Linked DNA regions of Homo sapiens: region 1 is linked to region 2. A link is an interaction called in ENCODE POLR2A ChIA-PET data of the cell type or tissue named here. Cell type or tissue: MCF 10A. All regions are shown on one strand. Each heading gives the region's core, and the rest is flanking DNA. Links, peaks and the distances in the headings are about the cores only. Region 1 has its middle 39 kb from the start of APPL2. Region 2 holds the start of C12orf75 (chromosome 12 open reading frame 75).

Evidence for each region. Peaks named below come from ENCODE experiments on the same cell type or tissue, not always from the same donor. Only the 100,000 strongest peaks of a DNase experiment are listed, where the experiment ranks them.
Region 1: POLR2A ChIA-PET joins it to region 2 with 5 read pairs; 4 of 35 experiments call an interaction of 5 or more read pairs at or near these places.

What each region holds. Positions count from the first base shown.
Region 1 is chr12:105,266,160-105,283,817 of GRCh38, reverse strand. No RefSeq gene overlaps it. Among named protein-coding and RNA genes, the nearest start is that of APPL2, 39 kb to the right of the region's middle. In MCF 10A, for the core only: no CTCF peak of the experiment used is centred there; no DNase peak of the experiment used is centred there.
Region 2 is chr12:105,329,566-105,334,565 of GRCh38, reverse strand. C12orf75 (chromosome 12 open reading frame 75) reads right to left here and starts at 3,875. Exons shown (of 6, transcript NM_001145199.2): 1 at 3,629-3,875. The coding sequence starts at 3,674. RefSeq lists an enhancer at 2,250-2,793 and silencers at 3,450-3,549, 3,580-4,239. In MCF 10A, for the core only: no CTCF peak of the experiment used is centred there; DNase peaks (open chromatin) are centred at 2,075 and 3,975.

The DNA of each region.
Region 1 (17,658 bases), core at 7,859-12,858, 59 kb after region 2:
ACATCTCATCACCCAAGTTGAAACCATGATGTCTGGCCTCATCTTTGCAGCAATCTCCCAACGAGTTCCCCTGCCTCCACTCTTACCCTTACACAGTCCATCCTCCACACAGCAGCCAGAGGAGAGATTAGACTCCTTAACTTCTCCTTCTGGGTACTGCCAATGGTTTAGCATTAACCTTATAGTGGCATCTCATTGTGGTTTTGATTTGCATTTTCCTAAGGATTAGTGATGAATCTCTCTGTGCTTATTGGCTATCTGTGCATCTTCCTTGGAGAAATGTCTATTCAAGTCCTCCAATTAAGTAAATTAATTACAGTACATTAAAGTAATTAAGGTCCATTTTTTAATTGAGTTGTTTGTGTTGTTGAGATGTAGGAGCTCTTTATATATTCTGGATTTTAACCCCTCACCAGATACATGATTTGCTATTATTTTCTCCCACTCGATGGGTTGCCTTTTTCACTCTGTGATAATATCGTTTGCTGTTGTACAAGTTTTCTATTTTGATGAAAAACTATTTCTTCTTTTGCTACCTGTGCTTTTGATGTAATATGCAAAAAATCATTATCCAATCCATGTCATGAGGTTTTTTCCCTATGTTTTCTCCTAGGAATTTATTAGTTTGGGGTCCTACATTTAGGTCTTTCATTCATTTTGAGTTGATTTTTGTGTATGATCTTAGATAAGGATTCAACTTCCTTCTTTTGCATGTGGATGTCTGGTTTTCCCAGCACAATTTTTTGAAATCTGCTCTTTCCCCCATTGAATTATCTTAGCACCCTTGTCAAAAATTATTTGGCCATGGCCGGTCATGGTGGCTCACGCCTGTAATCCCAGCACTTTGGGAGGCCGAGGCGGGCGGATCACGAGGTCAGGAGATCGAAACCATCCTGGCTAACACGGTGAAACCCCGTCTCTACTAAAAATACAAAAAAATTAGCTGGGCATGGTGGTAGGTGCCGGTAGTCCCAGCTACTCAGGAGGCTGAGGCAGGAGAATGGCATTAACCCGGGAGGCGGAGCTTGCAGTGAGCCGAGATCGCGCCACTGGACTCCAGCCTGGGCCACAGAGTGAGACTACGTCTCAAAAAAAAAAAAAAAATTATTTGGCCATACAAGCAAGAAATTATTTCTGGACTTCCTATTCTATTTCACTGTCTTTATGTCAGTAATCTACTATTGATTATTGTTGCCTTGTAGTAAGTTTTAAAATCAGGAAGTGGGAGCCCTCCATATTTGTTCTTTTTCAAGATTGTTTTGTGTATTTGGCGTCCGTTGACATTCCATATGAATTTTAGGATGGGCTTTTCTATTTCTGCCAAAAGTATCATTGAAATTTTATAGAAGCTGCATTGAATCTATAGATTGCTTTAGATGGTACTGCCATCTTAACAATAATCACCCATGAACATGGATGACTTTCTATTTAGCCAAGCCTTCTTTAGCTTTTTTCAGCAATGTTTGATACTTATGTACAAGCCTTTCTCCTCATTAGTTAAGTTTATTCTTAAGTATTGTATTCTTTTTTATGCTATTAAAAAGGAAATTGTTTTCTTAATTTCACCGTTGGTATAAAGAAACAGAATTTTTTTTGTGCATTGACTTTGTATCTTGCAACTATGCTGAATTCATTCATTAGTTCAACACTTTGGATTTCTTAAATGAAATCTTTACGGTTTTCTAGATATAAGATTATGTCCTCTGTGAACAAGGGTAATTTTACTTCCTTTCTGATTGGTACTGTTTTTATCCTCACTTTATAAATTATAAACTGAGTATATCAGATAAGAATGCATTCAGTTGTACATAACAAAATTTACTGGGGCTTGACAAATGAATTGCTTATTTTTCTCACTGAATAAGGAGTCCAAAGTCCAGAGCTGATGCAGAAACTGCACTATACAATTAAACTACTGGACTCTAAAACAAACAGCAACAACAAACAACTACCAGGCTCCTTCTGTTTTCCCTTCCTGCCTTCTTAGCATGTTGACTTTCCTTTCCAAGCCACAAGGTGGTTGCTGCCCCTCCAGGATCATGTCTGCATCTAGGCAGGAAGAACAAGGAAGGATTTTCTCCTCCTAAGGATCTGCCTTATATTTGGTATGGATTATGTTCCCGACTTACCTCAGCTGACTCGCCTTTCCATCTCTCTGGTCATACCTGGGTTGCAAGCCCACCTTTAGACTAATCGCTGACCAAAAGGAATAAGATTTCTATGAGTATTTTTGACCAATCATGATTCATATCCTGGGGCTGGGATAGGGTATAGGAATACCCGAGGTCAAGGGACATCACACTAATATCAGAACAGATCTGTGTTCTGTTAGCACCAAAGAGGGCTTTTGGCAGGTGATATCAGTGGAGCTAAGGCACAGAGAGGTCAAGTGATAGACCCAAAATTCAAATTCAGACGGTTTAAAGCCTGCTCTCCTAACCAGATCAACAGAGGAACAGAAGGTTCTGTGCCCAATAAGCCAAACTGAGTTAATGATTGAGTAGCACTTGTTATCCTAGGACACTAATGAGAGTGGGGATACCAAAAGGCAGAGATATCAGAATCCCCTGGAGGCCTTCCTCTAAACTATGGCCTCTCCCCAGAAAGTTTGCCGTGATCCCCAAGTAAAAGTGTGGCCCACAGCCAACCCTCATTGGAATCAATGTAGTCTGAGTCACTGTTAACAATGGCTTTGTTGAATTTGGGAGGAGGGAGGGGACTAAGAACCACTCTGATAAGAAATATGCAAACTACAAGAATTCAGTTTTATGTCCTTTAACTGGTTTTGGGCGATTTGCTTTTTTCATTTTGTATTCTGATACTATTTCTTTAAAAAAAAATTCTGAGTCTTTGTTAAATTAAGTGGAAAAGGAATTTGTCTCTACTGAGTCTCGATACTTATGAAGATGTTTTAAAGAAGCAAATGTCTAAATATTAACCACTTTAAGTCCTTTTCTGGAGCAAAACAAATAACTAGTGTGTGTGTGTGTGTGTGTGTGTGTGTGTGTGTAATTGTTTCTGCATTTAGGATTGCTGAATTGAGATTTAGTTCATGCAGTTCAATTCAACAAACATTTACTAAGTGCCCCATACAAGATTCTATACTGGTTACAAAAATGAGTAGTTTTGCAAAAAAAGTTCAGGGAAATCTGTAAGTCCTTAAATTTGTTTGCAAAATTCCAGGATATTTGCTTAAATGATACATATATCAGTAAAGAGTTCTTCTTAACCTTCATCAGATTCTTAAGTGCTTCTGTGACACACAAAAGGTTGACCCACTGATCAGAATGGTCAGTCCCCAGAGGTGGGATGTGGCCACAGTAGTCCTTAGGCAGCAACAAGATGCATTACAAGGTGGGTGGCATTACTTTGGTTCCAGGAGAAACTTCCCCAGGGATGAAGGAAAATTCTAGCCACTGGACATAGACAAGAACATAGTTCAACCCCCGAGAGAAAAGGCTAGTGCGAGTTCAGCCACACAAGTCATGACTTACCTCTGCCAGTCAGGCCAGACACACAGGGTGGGTGATTGGAAGGCTAGAGTTGGATAGTTCCAGTGGTGCCCAGGGAGTCACTCAGGCTTAATAAATGCTCATTTGGGGGAACGGCAGAAATTCTGTTCTCTACTTGCTGTGCAAATGGGCGCATTTTATGTGCTATCAGGCTTGGTGAGCACTGACTTAGGAGCTGAGCCCATGGGTTGGAAATCTTAGGTAGAGCACACCCTTGGATCGCTCTACCTATTTCCAACCCATGGATTTTTAGTGGTGGTTGGCTTGTAGTATGGCGGAGATGCACAGAAAAATCTAATAACTTAATTACAGATAAGGGCTATTGTACTTGAGTTATTTGATTTTTCTGTGCATCTCGCCCTACTATATACTACATACTCCAAGGGTGAAGAGTAAGGAAGAGACCAGGTAAGCATGCAGAGAAGTTGGTGTAGAAGGGATAGGAGTTGATGAACTTAGCTTTGTTAGTGAAGTGAGACTTCCTGCAAGCCCTGACCATGCAGGTTTATATAGCCATTTAATCACCAGAAGCAGCGGTGAAGAAGAGAGAAGGCTGTCAGCACAGTACAGTGGGTAAGGCAGCACAGTGTGTTGATTACCAGCATGAACTCTGGCGCTAGACAGCCTGGGTTCAAATTCTGGCTCTGCCCCCTAGTGGCTGTTTAACATCAGGCAAGTTATTTAACAACTGTGCCCCAGTTTCCTTATTTGTAAAATGAGAGTATAAGGGTACAGTCATGCATCACTTAATGATGGATATTTATTCTAATAAATGCATCACTGGGTAGTTTTATCATTGTGTGAACATAATAGAGTTAACTTACGCAAACCTACATGGTACGGTCTCCTACACACCTAGGCTGTAAGGTAGAGCCTGTTACTCCTAGACTACAAACCTGTATGGCATGTGACTGTACTGAATACTGTAGGCAATTGTAACACAATGCTAAGTATTAGGTTGGTGCGAAAGTAATTGCAGTGATGGCAAAAACTGCAATTACTTTCTCACCAACCTAATATTTGTGTATCTAAACATAGAAAAGGTATAGTAAAAATATGATATCCTAATATTATGAGACCACTGTCATACATGCAGTTAGTTGTTGACGAAAACATTGTTATGCAGTACATGACTGACTTTAGCCCATAGGATGTGGGCTAAATAGGTTGTGATGATTAAACGGATTAATCTTCAAAAAGAGCCGGGAACAGTGTCTGACACAGGGTAAGCATTCTAAATCAAAATCATGATTAAGGCAGGGTTGAGAACTACCAGAAAGTCAAGGAGGTGAGGGGATTTAGGTAGATGTAGTGAATTCATTGATGCACCATATGGGCCAAGGTGGAAAAGGAAGAAGATAAAATGAAGCCAGGAGGGGTGACAGGCTTAGAAGATAGGGAGGAGTCAAGAAGAAAGAAAGGGGAAGAATGATTTTAATGGACACAAGATCATGAAAAAGGTAGACTAATAAGACGCTTTTAATTTTTTTTTTATTTTTTTATTTTTGTGGATATGTACTAGATGATCTGATACAAGAAGAACTTCACAATTTTAACTTCTAGAGGTGGCCCATTTGGAGAAATGGCAAGTCCCAAGGTGTGATCAGGCAAGTAGAGGTAGCCAAATGGATAGGAGGGGAATGTTATTGGAGCAGAGAGCCAGGGTCGAGAACCTGGGAGGACATCAGTGTTAGGTGACTGATCTAAGGAATGTTGAAGTCCCAGAGACAGCACAAGCAGGGGAACAAAAAGCCAAGTGCCAAGGCCCTGTAGTCCAGCTTGCTTTCCCACACATGCATGCCCTCTGCCCTTTCCTTATCTCTAAGGCAGCTCAGGCTCAAACGAGTGGTAGCTTAATAGTGTATGGACTTTGGGGTCAGTACTACTAGTCCTGACTGCCTGCTGTTGACTCACTGCTAACATTAAATTCTTCAGGATTCTATTTTATCACTTGTAAAATGGGACTCAATATCTGCCTAATAGAGTTTTCAGAATTAAATGAAATAATGTGTGTGAAGTACTTAGTGCACTCACAGTCAGTGCCGAGAAAGCAGCCTTGAACATCCTGGCACTGGGCAGATGCTCACAGCCAGGCCATGTTCTCCTACTGGATAGAAACAATATTACAAGACTTCAGTGTCAGCCAAGGCCACTCTGAGATCATGATAAAGTGAGAAAAAACATGGTCACTGTGCAGCCCATAAAATATTAAACATTCCCCTCTCTAGGCCGAAATGAGTGACTGCTACTTCTTTACCAATTATGGTTTTTTCCCTGCTCTAGTCTGTCCTACCTAGAGAGAATATTTTTTGAGATGCCCAGTTGAAGGACTGCCGCCCCCCCCCTTCTGACAATACCCATTCTAGAGTGGGCTTCTGCTTCATTAGACCCACCCCTAAATTACCCAAGCATGTCCCAATCCTATAATAAGTTCCTTCTGACAACCTCACACTGAGAAGTTCCATGGTTTTTCTAAGGTATGAGTTCTCCCTCGATGAAGTGAGCAGGGAACCCAGCTTATTCAAGCACAGGTGTGTTCCTGTTGGTCTTGGCTGAAGAACATCAAAGTGCTCAGTTAGACATAATTATTATCTTGGGAGTTCACTTCTCTTCCTCTTCTGATGCTGAAATGTGTTTACAAAACATAAACATTGAATTTCCCATTGGTGTTAAATTGGAAAATCCAAAATTAACCTATACTAAACTGATGACATTATGAGTTGGCTTCATGAAAAACAGAATAATCTTGGCAGTATTTTTTTTCTTCTTTACAGACAGAGTCTAGCTCTGTCTCCCAAGCTGGGGTGCAGTGGCATGATCATGGCCCACTGCAGCCTTGAACTCCTGGGCTCGAGTGGTCCTCCTGCCTCAGACTCCTGAATAGCTAGGATCATAGGCACATGCCACCATACCCAGGGTTTTTGTTTTTGTTTTTGTTTTGTAGATATGAGGTCTCATTATGTTGCCCAGGCTGGTCTCAGACTCCTGACCTCAAGCAGTCCTCCAGCCTCAGCCTCCCAAAGGCCTGTGATTACAGGTGTGAACCACTGCACCCGGCCCTTGGTGGTATGTTTAATCTCCTCTGGGATCACTGAGTGCTGGCTAAAAAGGAATATCAAGGTGTTACAGAATACCTTTTCCTTTATCTAGAATTCTCTGCACAGTAAGTACAAGGTTGTTATTTGTCTCATAATCACTTGGCCCTTGTTAGTTCAGCATGTCCCAGATTTGATATGATACAAAGTTTTAGTCTTGTTTTTATAAACGCTCACTCCTGATCCAAGTACAATGAAAGTCACATAGGGCTGTAGGGACATGTTGGTCCCTAGGAGCAGGAAGAGAGGCAGTGACTATGTGGTGTTATGAAGGGGCATCTGGAGCAACTGTTTATGAACTGCTACCAGGCCCCCTTTTCTCTCTCATCATATCCACTAGAAGATTGTTAAGATTCTTTCTTATGCTAAAATTCCAGCAGCCTAATACTATATTTTAAGACCGTTGCTCTAACAGGCTTCCATTCTATTTTTCTTTGCCCTACAACATGGAATAAATTCAGCAAATCTTTTCTGAGCACCTACTATAAACAAGTGACAGTATCGGGCACTATGGAGACCAGAATGATGAGTAAGACATGTCCTCGCCCTAAAAGAGCTGGAGAGTAGAGAGTAGGGTGACATCAGGATACAAATGAACAGGTTCATGCAGGATGTGGAAATGAGTTTGGGAGGGAGGTGCCTGGGTAGAAGGAACCTGAGGGAGGGAAGTTGCCATTTAAGGGTTGCCAGCTGCTTCTCTATTTGGAAACAGTAAATCATCTTGCTGCAAACATTCTCTATTCTAGAAAGACTTATGTAGATGGCTCCTCTTAGTGGTGTAAATAAAAGGAAAGATGGCAGCTATTGTCCTGGGGGAGGGTGTAACAGAACTCTGGTCTGACAAAGGCTGCCCTTTGGAGGATCAGGAGTATGAAAAGCTGTTAAAGAATAATGCTTTAAATATATCATGTGTATTTAAATATATCATGACCCTCAAACAAACGTAAGATGCACATTTGTCAAAATTTTATTTAACTCCCTAATTAATGAGGGAACCAGTAAGATGTTGCAATGAGTTCAAAGGCAAATTCAAAGTATCACACATATATAGGTCAACCATGAATGCTAAAATGAATTTAGAAAGAGATGCAAAACTGGCTTCTTTTGAAAAGAAGGGGAATCAATTGTCCTTACACAGATTTTACATTTACATTCCTATCAGTTGTCTACAAATCAGAGTTATAAAATTGTTCAAAGACAATGAAAGTCACAGAGGTCCCATAGAATCAGATAATCCAGAAAGGTGTGCTAGATAAAAATAAAGACACTCAGTAATCTTTCGGTTCATTTTAAAGTCTTAAACAATTTTTCCTCGCAAATCTCTTTGGGACACTGATATTGTCCTAATAGAATTCTACTGAGAGAGAAAGGCATTAAGGGCCCCAAAAGGAAGTCTCCTTTATTATTATTATTATTATTATACTTTAAGTTTTAGGGTACATGTGCACAATGTGCAGGTTAGTTACATATGTATACATGTGCCATGCTGGTGTGCTGCACCCATTAACTCGTCATTTAGCATTAGGTATATCTCCTAATGCTATCCCTCCCCCCTCCCCCCACCCCACAACAGTCCCCGGAGTGTGATGTTCCCCTTCCTGTGTCCATGTGTTCTCATTGTTCGATTCCCATCTATGAGTGAGAACAGGCAGTGTTTGGTTTTTTGTCCTTGTGATAGTTTACTGAGAATGATGATTTCCAATTCTATCCATGTCCCTACAAAGGACATGAACTCATCATTTTTTATGGCTGCATAGTATTCCATGGTGTATATGTGCCACATTTTCTTAATCCAGTCTATCATTGTTGGACATTTGGGTTGGTTCCAAGTCTTTGCTATTGTGAATAGTGCCGCAATAAACATACGTGTGCATGTGTCTTTATAGCAGCATGATTTATAGTCCTTTGGGTATATACCCAGCAATGGGATGGCTGGGTCAAATGGTATTTCTAGTTCTAGATTCCTGAGGAATCGCCACACTGACTTCCACAATGGTTGAACTAGTTTACAGTCCTACCAACAGTGTAAAAGTGTTCCTATTTCTCCACATCCTCTCCAGCACCTGTTGTTTCCTGACTTTTTAATGATCACCATTCTAACTGGTGTGAGATGGTATCTCATTGTGGTTTTGATTTGCAATTCTCTGATGGCCAGTGATGATGAGCATTTTTTCATGTGTCTTTTTGCTGCATAAATGTCTTCTTCTGACAAGTGTCTGTTCATATCCTTTGCCCACTTTTTGATGGGGTTGTTTATTTTTTTCTTGTAAATTTGTTTGAGTTCATTGTAGATTCTGGATATTAGCCCTTTGTCAGATGAGGAGGTTGCGAAAATTTTCTCCCATTTGGCAAGAGGTGAGCCAGGCTCCGCACTAGCATCCAGAGGGCTGGTCCTGGCGTGTGGCCAAAGCTGTCCCTCTACTCCTAAGCCCCATAGCATGGTGGACATGCTGCAGGGACCATGACAGAGTATCTGAGTGCAAGCCCAGGACTTGGAATGTTGGAGGCCAAACAAGAGGCCTGTGCACTTACCTTGGCCGGCAAGGGCATCACTACGGCAGTGGACAAGAACCCAGTGACTGTACCACATGGATTTTCAGTGGTGGTACTAGTAGTAGCTGAAAATTGAATCCCTAAAAGACCAGTTAGATTTTCTAGTTCTTCAGCTTTATGGGGTATTTGGAAGTGGTTCCCTGGAGTCTGAAATTTCAGGGGAAGCAGAATTCTGAGAAACCGCATTGTTTAAAAAGCAGGTAGGGAATTGAGTTTGGCAATTTCTTATACAAGAGTTTCAAGAGAGTGGTGGTTATGGAAGCCAGATTGTAAACGGTTGAAGAATGGGTGGGAGGTTAAAAAATGATGGCAATGACTGAAAGTAATAATAATACAGCAAATTCCATTTTCTATCTGTTTAAAGCACTTGGAACTGGTTATTGTTTAGTTAATTGAAAAAATAGCTAGAGCATGGAATCGTAAGAAAATCTCATAAATAATTTTAGGCATATTTAGATTTAAAACACATAATTGTATGTACAGCCATCAGTCAATTGATATTCTACAGACAAAGCCTTTTATTTAAGTATAAGTCTTTGATTAGAGTTCTGTGTTATGTTTCTTGAATAAACCACACTAATAAATCATTTTGTGTGAAGACTCTCCCTAGAGCTTTATAATTTTCACCAATCTTTTATAAAGTTTTGCCAATATCTAATTTTGTAGCAATTCTTTTTAGCAATTCACTTTTATCAAGTCTTTTGAAAACATTAACAAAGCATGCAAAAGAAGTTTCACAAAAAGCACTTTTGCACTTATAGGTCATTGGTTTAGTATTATGTGATTATAACAATAAGTACAGCACAAATAAACAGGTTTTGGGCCAATTGCAATTCAAAGGGCGGGAACCGACATGTCCAGATACTTAGCATGCCATGGGCATGTCAAAAGTGGCTGTATATTTTAAGAGGGAATGGAGAGTTGGGTTGAATTAGATGGATGGGTTAGGTAGAAGGTAGTTAAGAGAGCTTCTATGCAACAGAAAACATTGATTGTATTCTTAATTGGTCTAACCTTTTAAGTGTTGCTTTAGCCTAATCTCAATTCATCTTTTCAGCAACCAATGAAGTGAACACTATTATTATCTTCATTTTAGAAATGAGACAATTAAAGCACAAAAAGGCTAAATCATTCATCCAGAGACACACCAAGCTAATAAGTACAAGTAACAGAATTTAAACACAAAGCTAGTGTTTTTAACAGCTTCTGCACAAAATTCTCTTTTGGGAATTTTGAGGGTGAGCAGGAGCAGGTATGAAAGGGGATAGCCTCAGGAATGTAATTTATACCAACCGTTTTGTTTCTTGGGAATAGCACTGATTTTCCTTTGGGATAACACCCCTCTCTTGCTCTGAGGTCTACATTAAATAGAATTCATCACCCACCTGAGCTCCGGGAGAGAACATATGACCCGGAAATGGCCAATGAAAGTGCTTTATTCCCCTAACCACAGTGATTGGCTGAAAGGTGAGCACATGGCTCAATTTTGGCCAATGAGGGCCAGGCCTAGGACTCTTCCTAGTAACGTTGGGAAAGAAGAGTACTTTTGTATCCCTATTCTCCTACCCCTCTCCCCCAGGATCACTAGCTAGGGACCATGAAATCCTGTCTGAACATGAAGCTTACAAAGGCAAGCAGGGACTAGAGGTGAAAAGAAGACCAGTAACATACCAGTTTTTCAGCTTCTGGTTCCAACCAGCTCCAGTTCCAGTCTGGAACTCTACCAGACCAATTCCTCATGATGTACAAAACTGAGTTTAAAATCCAGTTTCTATTCTTAAGGTGCAGGTAGCTGAAGTCAGGTCTCATGGATATGTTAAACTTATATCAAACAAAAAAAATTTAAAAATGTGTTTTCTGGCCCAGCGCAGTGGCTCACGCCTGTAGTTCCAACACTTTGGAAGGCTGAGGCAGGTGGATCACTTGAGTCCAGGAGTTCGAGACCAGCCTGGGCAACATAGTAAGACCCTGTCTCTACGAAAAATACAAAAATTACCAGGGCGTGGTGGTATGCACTTATAGTACCAGCTGCTTGGGAGGCTGAGGCAGGAGGATCACTTGAGCCCAGGGAAGTCGAGGCTGCAGTGAGCTGAGATCACGCTGTTGACTTCCTAGAACTGAATCAAAAGAAAAACCCCACCTCTCCACACCCAAGTAACAAAAGGATCAGAGGCTACTCCCTTTGCACTGCATGGTAGATGATAAATGAAAAGTACCTCCAATTGGTCCCTTCCCACAACCAATCAGACTACCCAATTCTTCATGTGTAACATTGTAATTTCACTTCAGCCTCTGACTGGTCACCTCCCATGACCAATCAGTCTGGTCGTGGGCCACTCCTTCATTTACATAGGGTGTAAACAAGTAACCAATGGGAAACCTCTAGAGAGAATTTAAACCCCAGAAAATTCTGTAACCAGCCTCTTCAGCCGCTTGCTGGAGCAGGCTCCCACTCCATGGAATGTACTTTTGTTTTAGTAAATCTGTGCTTTCGTTGCTTCATTCTTTCATTGTGCTTTGTTTGTGTGTTTTGTCCAATTCTTCGTTCCAAACACCAAGAACCTGGACAACTCATAGTCAAGACCCTCCACCAGTAAAAGGGAACAACTGCACTCCCCCCAGGCAACAGATTGAGATCCTGTCTGATTAAAAAAAAAAAAAAAGTATTTTTCTACTCCAATGTGCTGTGTCTATTGGTCTATACTTACCTCCCTTTTTCTCTTAGACTTCCCATTGTTCCTGTTTTACTCCTCTGACCCACTACTAATGGCTAATTAAAATGTTTTTCCCAGTCTAGAAATGGATTTCCTGTCTAAGTCTACAGAAAGACATGCGTGCAGAAAAGCACAAGCGTTTTAGCCGTGAACCTCTTTTCAAATGAAATCTTACCTGGAATTCTAAGATACAAAATTGTAGTTTTTCAGGTTGAAGTTGGTGCAGAGGACCTGAGGAGCACAATCCAACTCCAGCTGTGGCAACTCTGTTTGTTATCTGACAAACTCTCAGATGTATAATATAGGATGGTGACTCTTGACAAAGCACAGAATAGAATTTTGACAAGCCTAATGATTTTTGAAAACTCTTTGTCAAATCTTGTCATATACTATGAGGATCCATCAAAATGACAATCTGCACACCCTGCCAACATGACTAATTCCTTAAAACAATGAGAAAACTCATTACTTTGAAAGAAAGAAGAAAATGTAGAAAGAGATGTTTAGCATCCTCTCTCTTTTAACAATTATGTGGCTTATAAAACAGACAATAGATATACAGCCAACATTGCGATTTAATTAGGGCAATAGTTTCAAAATGACTCTATCAGAAACTAGAGAAGGGAATATCTTTGGAGAGCCTGAGCCTGTGTTTCAAACCACTGCAGCAGCAGAGCAACTAAGAAAAGAATAATAAACGGTTGTGATATTTAAGGGTGGACACTTTTAAGCAGTAAATAAACAAAAATTATCGTTATCACCATCATCATCATCAAATCTGACACTTTGAGCACGAAGCCTGTGTTGGACACTGTGCTAAATATGCTGTGTGCACCCCCTCATTTCATCCTGACAGCCCTCTGAGGGTGATACTGATATTATCTCTGAGAGATTAAGTGGCTTGCTCAGAGTCACATAGCTGATAAGTGGCAAAGCTGGGGCCAGACCTCAAGTCCATCTGTCTCCCAAGTTCTTTAATACAACTGAAGCTTGTAAGTATTGGAATGTGAGGAGCCCAAAATCCCAAGCACAGATCCATAGCCAGGGGTTCCAGTACTCACTGGAATTTGGTCTCCCCCTCCCTACTTCACTCACCGAAAAAGGATGACTACAGATGTGAACTTTCACAAGTCTGGGATTCATGACACCTTATGTGGAACTGATTAGTTCAAAGACCTCAAGCAGAGAGTCTCTCCTTTATTTTCTCAGTAGGTCTGTGAGTTAAGGAGAGGAAGGTTTTATTATTGCTGACATCCATCCTAAAGAAGAAAAAACAGGCACAGAAGATGGTGAAACTTTTCAGGGTCATACAGGGAATCCTTATGACAGCAAGTCTTTCTGTAATAAACTATTGGCTTGCATGCTAGAAGGGACTTGTGGCCCCAGAAGCAAAGCCTAGACCCTGGCCTTCCTCCTTCTCACCTTCCTACTAAAGTCAGGGGCCTGAATGGGACCTTAAAAACAGGATCAAAATAGCTAATATTTATTAAGTTTTACTCTGTGCTTTATGTACATTACATCATTCATACCTCTCTGAAACCTTCTGCAGTAGGTACTATGTCCTCCAGGTAAGAAGAAAGGAAAATAGAGATTCAGCGTGGTTAGGAAGCTTGCTCAGGATGACACAGCTAGCTGGAAACAGAGCTGGAATTTGAATTTGGCCAGCCTTGCTTCTAATTTATACTCTTAACCTGGCACAAATCAGCCATGTCCAATGTACAAAAGGGTTATGTTTTAATTTGTTTGCTTAGAATTGGAACATGTTTTCTCTTATAAACAATTTTTAAATGGTAGGGCTCCCAGATCAGCCCACAGAGGCCTATTTATGCCTTGATGTTGTTCAAATTCACCTATTTGCAGAAAAAAATAGCAGGAACAAGATGTTTCAATTGATGATAATGAAAGTAAATATGAAAGCAAATACAATGAATAAGGAACATTTTAAAAATCTTAAATATCTATGTTGGGAAACTCCAAAATCACTAGAAGAGGTAAATGAAAATTTTGGGAAAGCTTCTGAAAATTTTTCCCAACCAATTTCAAGTACTTTAGAGGTGATTACTGCTGGCCATTTGTTATGAATTTCCTCTTTTCCGATCCAGATGCAACAGCATTAGTCATACACTCATCAAAAATATAAAGGCTGTTGTCTTTCAGTTTTGCACCCAAAAAGAGAGGTGCGTGATATAAAGAAAATGCATGAACTTTGAAACCCAGCAGACAGGGATTAAAAATCAAAATTCTGACAGATAGAGAAGCAATCAGAAAATCTCAGTCCCACTTTAGCAGGGCTTAAGTGAGTCTGTAAGTGGAAAGCTATAAGTTTGGGTTGTCTGGTCATTCCTCTGAACAGAATAGGGTATAAGACCTTGGGTATCACACGTACAGACAGTTCGAAGAATTGGGGTGACTAAGTAAAAAGGCTAAAATTAAGAAAGATTAAAATGTATCATGAGAAACAAAACATTGAAATGAGTTAGGAGAAATTGCATGTACAAAAATCAACTCTGGTTCCAGGCTTGAAAGAAATCATTCTACGAACAAAGTAGGTATACTAATGAATGCCCAGAGGAGACCCACTGAACTGGTAGCTTTTCAAGATATCCCTCGCTGCAGTCAGGCCATAGGAGTGTAGGATAAGAAGAGACTGTAAAAAGTGAACCAGTACATTTCTTGGTTCTGGCTCAAACTGCCCTTACATCAAACCAGAAACCAAACCTTGGTCCTTTACTTAAAAATACCCAGATGATATTGCAAAACCTTTCTCAAGAACAACTGTTAGAAAGTGACATTCTTTTGAAAACTCAATAACCATCAACTTTTGTTAAATATTTTGCCTTCTTTTAGTTTATACTCTTGCCAATTGGACCTTTAGTAATGTTGACTGGAAGATTGATTGACTTTAAAATCCAAATCAAATTCTGAATCCTAACATTTTACATCCAACCAAATGCAGCTATTATCCATCCTTTTTTAATACCAAAAAGTTTTTTTAATACAAGATTTTTCTCAGTATGTCAATAATATCTCAGTAAAAAAAGAAAGACCTGTAAAATTTCAGTATCTTTTGTATGAAAGGTCACTTTTTTAAAAAAGGTGTTATTTTTCCATTTGAAAAATAAGCACACTGGTCAATCAACAGTTTATATCTGGTCCTTTTAGAGATTTTGCAAAACAATGAAGATTTTCTTTTTTTGACAACATTTTTCTTTCCATAAAACAATTATTGTTCAGGGGCAGATTTCATTGTTTTAGCAGTGGAGTAAGCCACAGCCCCAAACTGAGAGGAGAACGTGGAGGTCCTTGAGGCATCTTGAGATAAACAGTTCCCTTGGAAAGCTACAGCACCTTCTGTTTCCTCATCTCCACTGCTAGGAGAGGAGAGTCACTCTCCCACTAGTGAAAAAGCCAGACTTGGGTCTTGTTTATAGGACCAAATCATAGCCTAAGTAAGAGCAGGGAGAGCCAGGAAGCCATCTGACAGCTACAGAAGTTTTCTCTTGTATTACTTTCTTGAAAGTTTCTTAAAGCCCAGGGAATGCCAATCTAGATCCTGTTTACATTTTATATGCTCAATAACGGGGTGATGATCTGATATAAAAATCAGTCTTTTACAGTGTGGTCGGTAATATGTAGCCCTCTCGGGTCTAAGTGAGCCTTGCTAAAGCTACATTCAATGAGCGCAGTCTCTTATCTCACTACTCCAAGAAATATGTGTGTGTGTCTTTATGTGTACACACAAACACAGAAACACACACAGACTCACACGCATATATATAAATTGAAACTATGTGCCAGGGTTACTTGACACACATTTTTTAGTTGATGTTCACAGCCACCTCATAAGCTGGTGTTAATTCTTAAGCTTTAATACCGAGTCTTAAGAAAGGTTACAAATTTGCTGAAGATCTTATAGCTGGTAATGGTGGGGCTGGGATAGGAACCAGATGAACCTGGATGATTGCAGTGGTTAATGTAGCAGCTGTTACCAGTGTCCTGCTTACAGTCTTCACCGACGCTCCAGCTGATGACACAGCTCCCAGTGTGGGCCTCTAGGGCCTGGAGGCTCTTTTTGGAACCATGGAAAGCTATTCTAACTGACATATGCTTGTGCAGAGAAGCACCAGGAAATGACCACAGCCTGTCTGCACTCCAATAGCCCTCCAAATGTATCTCCCCTAGCCACTTGCTACTCAGGAAGAATTATTCTGAGATGTGTTTTTTACGCCATTTTTTAGAACATCCCTGTGAAATTACATTTCAATTGCCTACAGCAGTAGTTGGTTTAATAATGGAGCCTTGGCCAGGCACAGTGGCTCACACCTGTAATCCCAACACTTTGGGAGGCCGAGGCGGGTGGATCACCTGAGGTCAGGAGTTCAAGACCAGCCTGACCAACATGGTGAAACCCCATCTCTACTAAAAAATACAAAAATTAGACGGGCATGGTGGCAGGCGCCTGTAATCCCAGCTATTCTGGAGGCTGAGGCAGGAGAATCACTTGAACCTGGGAGGCAGAGGTTGCAGTGAGCCGAGATCGCGCCAATGCACTCCAGCCTGGGGTGACAGAGCAAGACTCTGTCTCAAAAATAATAATAAGAAGAATAAGAATAAGAATAAGAATAAAATAATGGAGGCTTTACTAGCTTCCTTTCCTGTGTCACTTCCCCGTTTCCTACCAGTATTCCCTGCACTTCCCAAATAAACGACTTATACTCAAATTATTGTCTCAGGGTCTGGTTTGGGAAGAACCCAAACTGAGACAGTCACACAACCCAGTTCAGATATATAGATCCATAACTATGGCTTTCCAAAGATTTCCTTTTGGGGTTTTACAAAGGCCACAAAATGAGGAGTGCAATTGAACACAATAGAAGGGAGAACTATATACATTTTATTATTCAGTTAATACAGTTCTATCACAAACCACCACTTGTTGGGGTCTGACTATCATTTTCCTATTCCCTCCTCACAGAGGAAGTGCAACCCTAAGAAAAGAACCCTAAGGAAAGGATGGTCAAGATAAGTCTTTTTCTTCTGGTCTTTGGGCTGGAATCATTTGTTCTGCGGATGTTCTGTGTCTACCACTCTGACATGCTGGGATGGGACTTCCTGCATGGGACTACTTATTCCAGATCTCTGCTCCATGGACTTTTTCAAGCTTTAATTTAAAGGGTTTTTAAAACAGAATTTATTTTTTAGAGTAGCTTTAGCTTCACAGCAAAATTGAATAGAAAGTACAAAGAGCTCCCATATAGTCTCTGCCCCCCACAACACAGCCTCCCACACTATCAACACCCGCACACTGGAGTGGCTACATTTATTACAATGGATGAGCCTACATTGTCATCTCATTATTGCCCAAAGTCCATAGTTGACACTCTTGGTGTACATTCTATGAGTATTGGCAAATGTATAACGACATGTATCTACCATTATAGTATCATACAGGACAGTTTGGATTCCCTAAAATTTCTGTGCGTTCTGCCTCTTTATTCCTCCCTCCTCGCAACCCTTGGCAACCACTGGTACTTTCACTCTCTTCATAGTTCTGCCATTTCCAGAATGTCACATAGGTGGACTCATACAGTATATAGCCTTTTTCAGATGGGCGTTTTCACTTTATAATATTCTTTGAAGTTTCCTCCAAGTCTACTCATGGCTGGATAGTTCATTTCCTTCAAGCGTTGAATTATAGTTCATTGTCTAAATGTACCCTGGTTTATTTATCCATTCGCCTACTGAAAGACACCTCAGTTGCTTCCAAGTTTTGTCAATTATTAT
Region 2 (5,000 bases), core at 1-5,000:
AGTTGCAGGTTGGGAAAAATCAAATTCCTACCTTGAGAGAGTGATGATATCAAAATGTGAAAGTGGAGAGCTTTTGTGTACTCAAAATGCCTCTCACATTTCCATCTAGACCCCCAGCTCAACTCCTCCAGGAGGACTTCTCTGATTTAACTGTGTCATTCAATATCTCCTGGAAACTTGAAGGTCCAGATTATATTCTATTATCCACTGCTTTGCAGTGATTCTCAATTGCTTAATCTTCCTACCTAGACTATCAATTTCTCAAGAGCAACAAAGTTTGACTTCATTCTACAAACATCCATTGCTGGCTGCCCCCAGCGTTGCCCTAGAAGTTCCCAGCAGAGGAGGTCCCACATAGGGGTGGACGATGTGTAAGCTTACAGTTATTAATAGAAACATACTCCAGGGGCAAGTCTACCCAGAATTATCAAGGGGCTGATCCATCTCACTACTCCTTATGGCCACTTGACCCTTTTACTCCATACCAGTTTCTCCATGCATCAGGCATACGGAATCCACTTAACTCAAGTACACTACTGCATATCAATCTGTCATGTTAACCAAGTCCACCAGACAAAAGCCAAGAGAGGCAGCCATCCTGCTATCTCAGGGAAAGGGGAAACAATTATCCAGTTTACCTGAGTAACTCAAAAAGTAAAACAGGGCTCAGAATGGAGATTTCAGATTTAGGGGTATTGTAATAATATGTTAATGCATCAAAAAATATTTGCCATGTTCTTATAGAAAAATATTCAAGGAAAACCACTTTGCCTTCAAAATGGTGATAATAATATTATTATATAGTAATAATTACAGTTTACAGTGTGCTTTCATGTTATTTTTGAGTTTCACATGAGCCTTATGAAACAAGATACACCGAATTATTCCCATTATATAAACAAAGAAACCAAAATTCAAAAAAGTAAAATGAAACACCCACAATAATGCAAACAGCACAGCACCAAACCTAAGCTTAAGCTCACTGTCCAGACTCTTAAGTTCAGCACCCTTTCTACAATCTCTTTGTACATTTTTTTTTTCTGAAAAGTTTGTATGGCTACTGAATTCTATGACTCCTGGGACATATTGGAAGTAGTGCACTGTAAGTAACTAGAAGAGAAAGACAATATCTCTTTAACGCGTTTCGTATTGCTCGGGTTCAGTCCTCCTAGTGTGCAGCTTGGTCAACAGTGCAATTGACGCTGATGCCCAAGCTCACAGCTGAGATTTTCAGTACCTTTGCATTGTGGTTTATTTTTCTTTACATCTCTCATCCTGATGTATTTCCTCTCTGAACCTAAATTCCTAACACCAACTGACAGAACATTTCAAAATAACAATGACCAAATCCCAAAGTCAGCCAGGTGGACTCACAGGCAGGCAAATGTTTGGGAATGGCTTCTCCAAGACAAGGGCATATCCATCAAAGAGGTGATGCAATAACTCCCTGCTCATCATGTTGTCTCCTGCATGTTTTGAATCTGCACTCAATATCCTTCTCTCCTCTGAACAAAAAGTAATTTTTGGCAAACAGCAAGCTGGAGGAGAGAATAGCATGCTCTCACATGCACTGTCCACAAACAAAAGTGAGGCTGCTCCTCAAACTACTCTTTCGGTAGCTTTTTTTTTTTTTTTCAATATGACTTCCCTTTAGGTGATAAGAGAGATGCTCCTAGGGAAAAAGTCAATCAAATATTCATAAAGATAATCATATTTCCCCAAGAAATCATATTTTCCCCCCAAATTTGATTTTTACATTAACATTTTAGAGCTAGCTCATCATACCTTACCATCTTTCTATTTTCTTTTCTTTTCTTTTTTTTTTTTTTTAGATGGAGCGGAGTTCCACTCTTGTTGCCCAGGTTGGAGTGCAATGGTGCGATCTCAGCTCACTGCAACCTCCGCCTCCCAGGTTCAAGCAATTCTCGTGCCTCAGCCTCCCAAATAGCTGGGATTACAAGCAGGCGCCACCACGCCCAGCTAATTTTGTATTTTTAGTAGAGACTGGGTTTCACCATGTTGGTTACACTGGTCTCGAGTTCCTGAGCTCAGATGATCCACCCACCCCAGCCTCCCAAAGTGCTGGGATTACACAGGCATGAGTCACTGCGCCTGGTCCATCATTCTGATTTTCATTTGGCAATGGTACCCCCTCCCCATCCCTAAAACTGACAAGCAGTTCATTAATAAATCAAAATGTACATGCATGAAACTAGCCTCATTTTAAGGGAAATCTGCTACAAATCCTTCCTACAATTTTTTTTAATGTGGATAACTTTTCTTCACCTTTTTTAAGTAGGCTACACATGCAGTGGATTGCATACGGCCACAGTACCTAGTAGACTGAGACACAATTTGAGTGCGGGGTGTGGCCCTGACATTGTTTCATACAAGCAGAGCTTTCTGGCCACAGGCAGGTTTGAAGCCCGTCTGCCCTCATTAGCATAAGGTGCTACACTAACCTTCCCCACTGTTAAATGAATCTAAAAAGTTCGCTCTCCTGTGGCTCTCTGCATTGTCACCAGGACAGGATTTAATTCAAGACTCAAATTGAGTCTTAAACTCCATTTTTTACCGGCGTCTGGGTTAAGGGATGTGACAGGCCCAAGGTTACAAAGTCATTGCCAGGGCCTCCACAGCCGCCTAGGAAATACCGCAGCCTCTGACTGCTGTTTGCATTTGCTGGTTAGGCTAGGATGTGGCATCTGGTTGACTTCAATTGGAGGAGATAGGAGCTCTTTATCCAAAAGGACACTGAAATAGGTCAGCAGTTATTACTCAAAACAGATCCAGGGTACCTTAAATCCCGAGACATAGGCAGGGTGAAATAGAAGGGTGAGTTTTGGCAAAAGTCACTTGACACAAAGCCTGGCTGGCCCGGGGAAGCTAGAAGACCTTGCCTGCCAATCAACATGAAGTGGTATAAAAAGAAGTTTCTATTTGTGTGTGTGTGTGTGTGTGTGTGTGTGTGTGTTTAATGAAAAGTATCTTAACAGACTGTTAATAATAAAGCTCTGTCTCACATATGTAAAACATCCTTACTGCTGCAGCTTCTCAGAGAAATCCTAAGAGCAGCCCAGCCGGTCTTCGGCATCAAGGCAGACACAGATGCGTTTTTGCAGCTCTGCTTCTAGTTCTCCCCAACCCCACTCCCACCCTTCCCCGCTTCCTGCCCCACCACCACTGCCCGAAAAGTCCTGTCTTGCTCTGCTGCACTTTTCCAGGTGCAGCGCCTTGGTTCCGAGGAGATGGGGGAGAGGCCTGGAGGAGCAAGTGTGGGAGGTGGGGGAGCGGCCGGGGACCACGTCCGGGAATCCTCTCCCCCAGGAGAGCCCTGAGACCCGCCAGCTGCAGGTGAGCCCCGGCGGCTGCAGGGGAGCCCGCGACAGTCCTCCCCGCGCTCCCTCGGCAGAGACGCCCCGCAGGCTCGACTGCTCCAGGCGCAACCGCCCCCGCGCGGGGGACTTGCCACGCTTTCGGTCTTTCCAGAAACGGGCGGTCTGCTCCTGTCCCGAAAATGGGGACGGGGAGAGGGGGCTGCGCGCCCCCCACCCAAGATCCCTGCACCCTTCCTTCCCGCCGCCTCTCCCGCCCGCCCCCGCCGGCCCCCGCCTCCCGCCGGACTCACCTTGGCCCGCGCCCGCGCTGGTGGCGGTGGAGTTCCCGCAGCCCATCGCGCAGCCGGCCGGGGAAGCCGCGCTCCGGAGCTCTCGGCCGCGGGTCCTGGGGGCGGAGACCCAGACGAAGGGCGGCGCACCCCGAGCGGGAGGCTGACGGGGCCGCGAGGGGCCAGGAACCGAGTGGGGGCCGCCCCCTCCCACCGCCGGGAGACGCGGCCCGGGGCGCAGCGGGCTGCGGGCTGCCGGGCGGAAACCACCCGGCACCCCTCGCCCCGGCCCCGCCCCGCCCGGGGACCCGCCGGACCCACCCGTCGCCCCAGCAACCTCGGCACTGGCCAATCCCCAGCCTCCTGCGCGCTTCGCGGTCGGCCATTGGTCGTTATTACGAGGGGCGGGAGTTTAAAGTGGGCCCCGGGGCGAGGGAGCGGCAAGGGGCGTGGCCGGCGCAGCGGGGTGGGGGTGCCCACCTGCCCACCCTCAGCATCCTCCTCGCCTTGTCTTTGCTTTTCTTTCCTCACTTCCCCTCCCTGCCCCAGGATGTGGGGAGGAGAGGAAGTAGCAGGGGGCACCCTGCACAGTGGACGCCCAATAAATGCTATTGACTGAATGTTGTGCAGGTCTGAAGCCAAAACCGAAATCCCCAGCTGCTTTAACAGAAGGCCAACGCAGCTCTGTTCCCCATACGCACTGCCTGGCAAAAGTTCTTCCCCAGATTGGTCATCTTGACCTATTCCTCTTTAAAACAAATGTCTGCAACGATTTCAATAACTTGGATTCAGGACCTCCTCTCTGATAAATGAGAGAACTGTGGATGGGCACGGTGCTGTACGTTTCAACATGATAGTTGGGCCAGCGTTACTGCAGTCAGACTGTCTGAGTTAAAGTCTTCGTTCTGCCCCGTGATAGCTGCGTGACCTCAGGAAAGTAACTTAACCCATTGGGTACATCCCTTGTTTCACCTATAAAATGACAGTAACTCAGGTACATATAAAGTACCTAACAAAGTTCCCTATCTTTAGTAAATATCAGCTATTATCATTATTATTATTAACTCTAATAGAAATGAATACAAATTCCTTAAAGGGAAAGACTATCTGATTTTTCATAGCGTCCTCCTGGCTTGTAATACAGACTCACTAAATGTTTTGTGAGGTGACTTCAAGCCAGGAATTAAAGCTCCATTTTAAATTCACTTAATATTTGTAGGGAGCCTAGCCTGTGCCAAGTCCTTTGTTAAGTTCCGGGGATACAAATATGTGGGAGACAGTCTAACCAGGCAGATAGATTAAAATAAATTAATTACAATATAGAAGGAATGTTAACAGAGGAATACAGGTGCCATAGAGTCCCAGAGGATGCTGGGATGCTAGTTAAAAGACT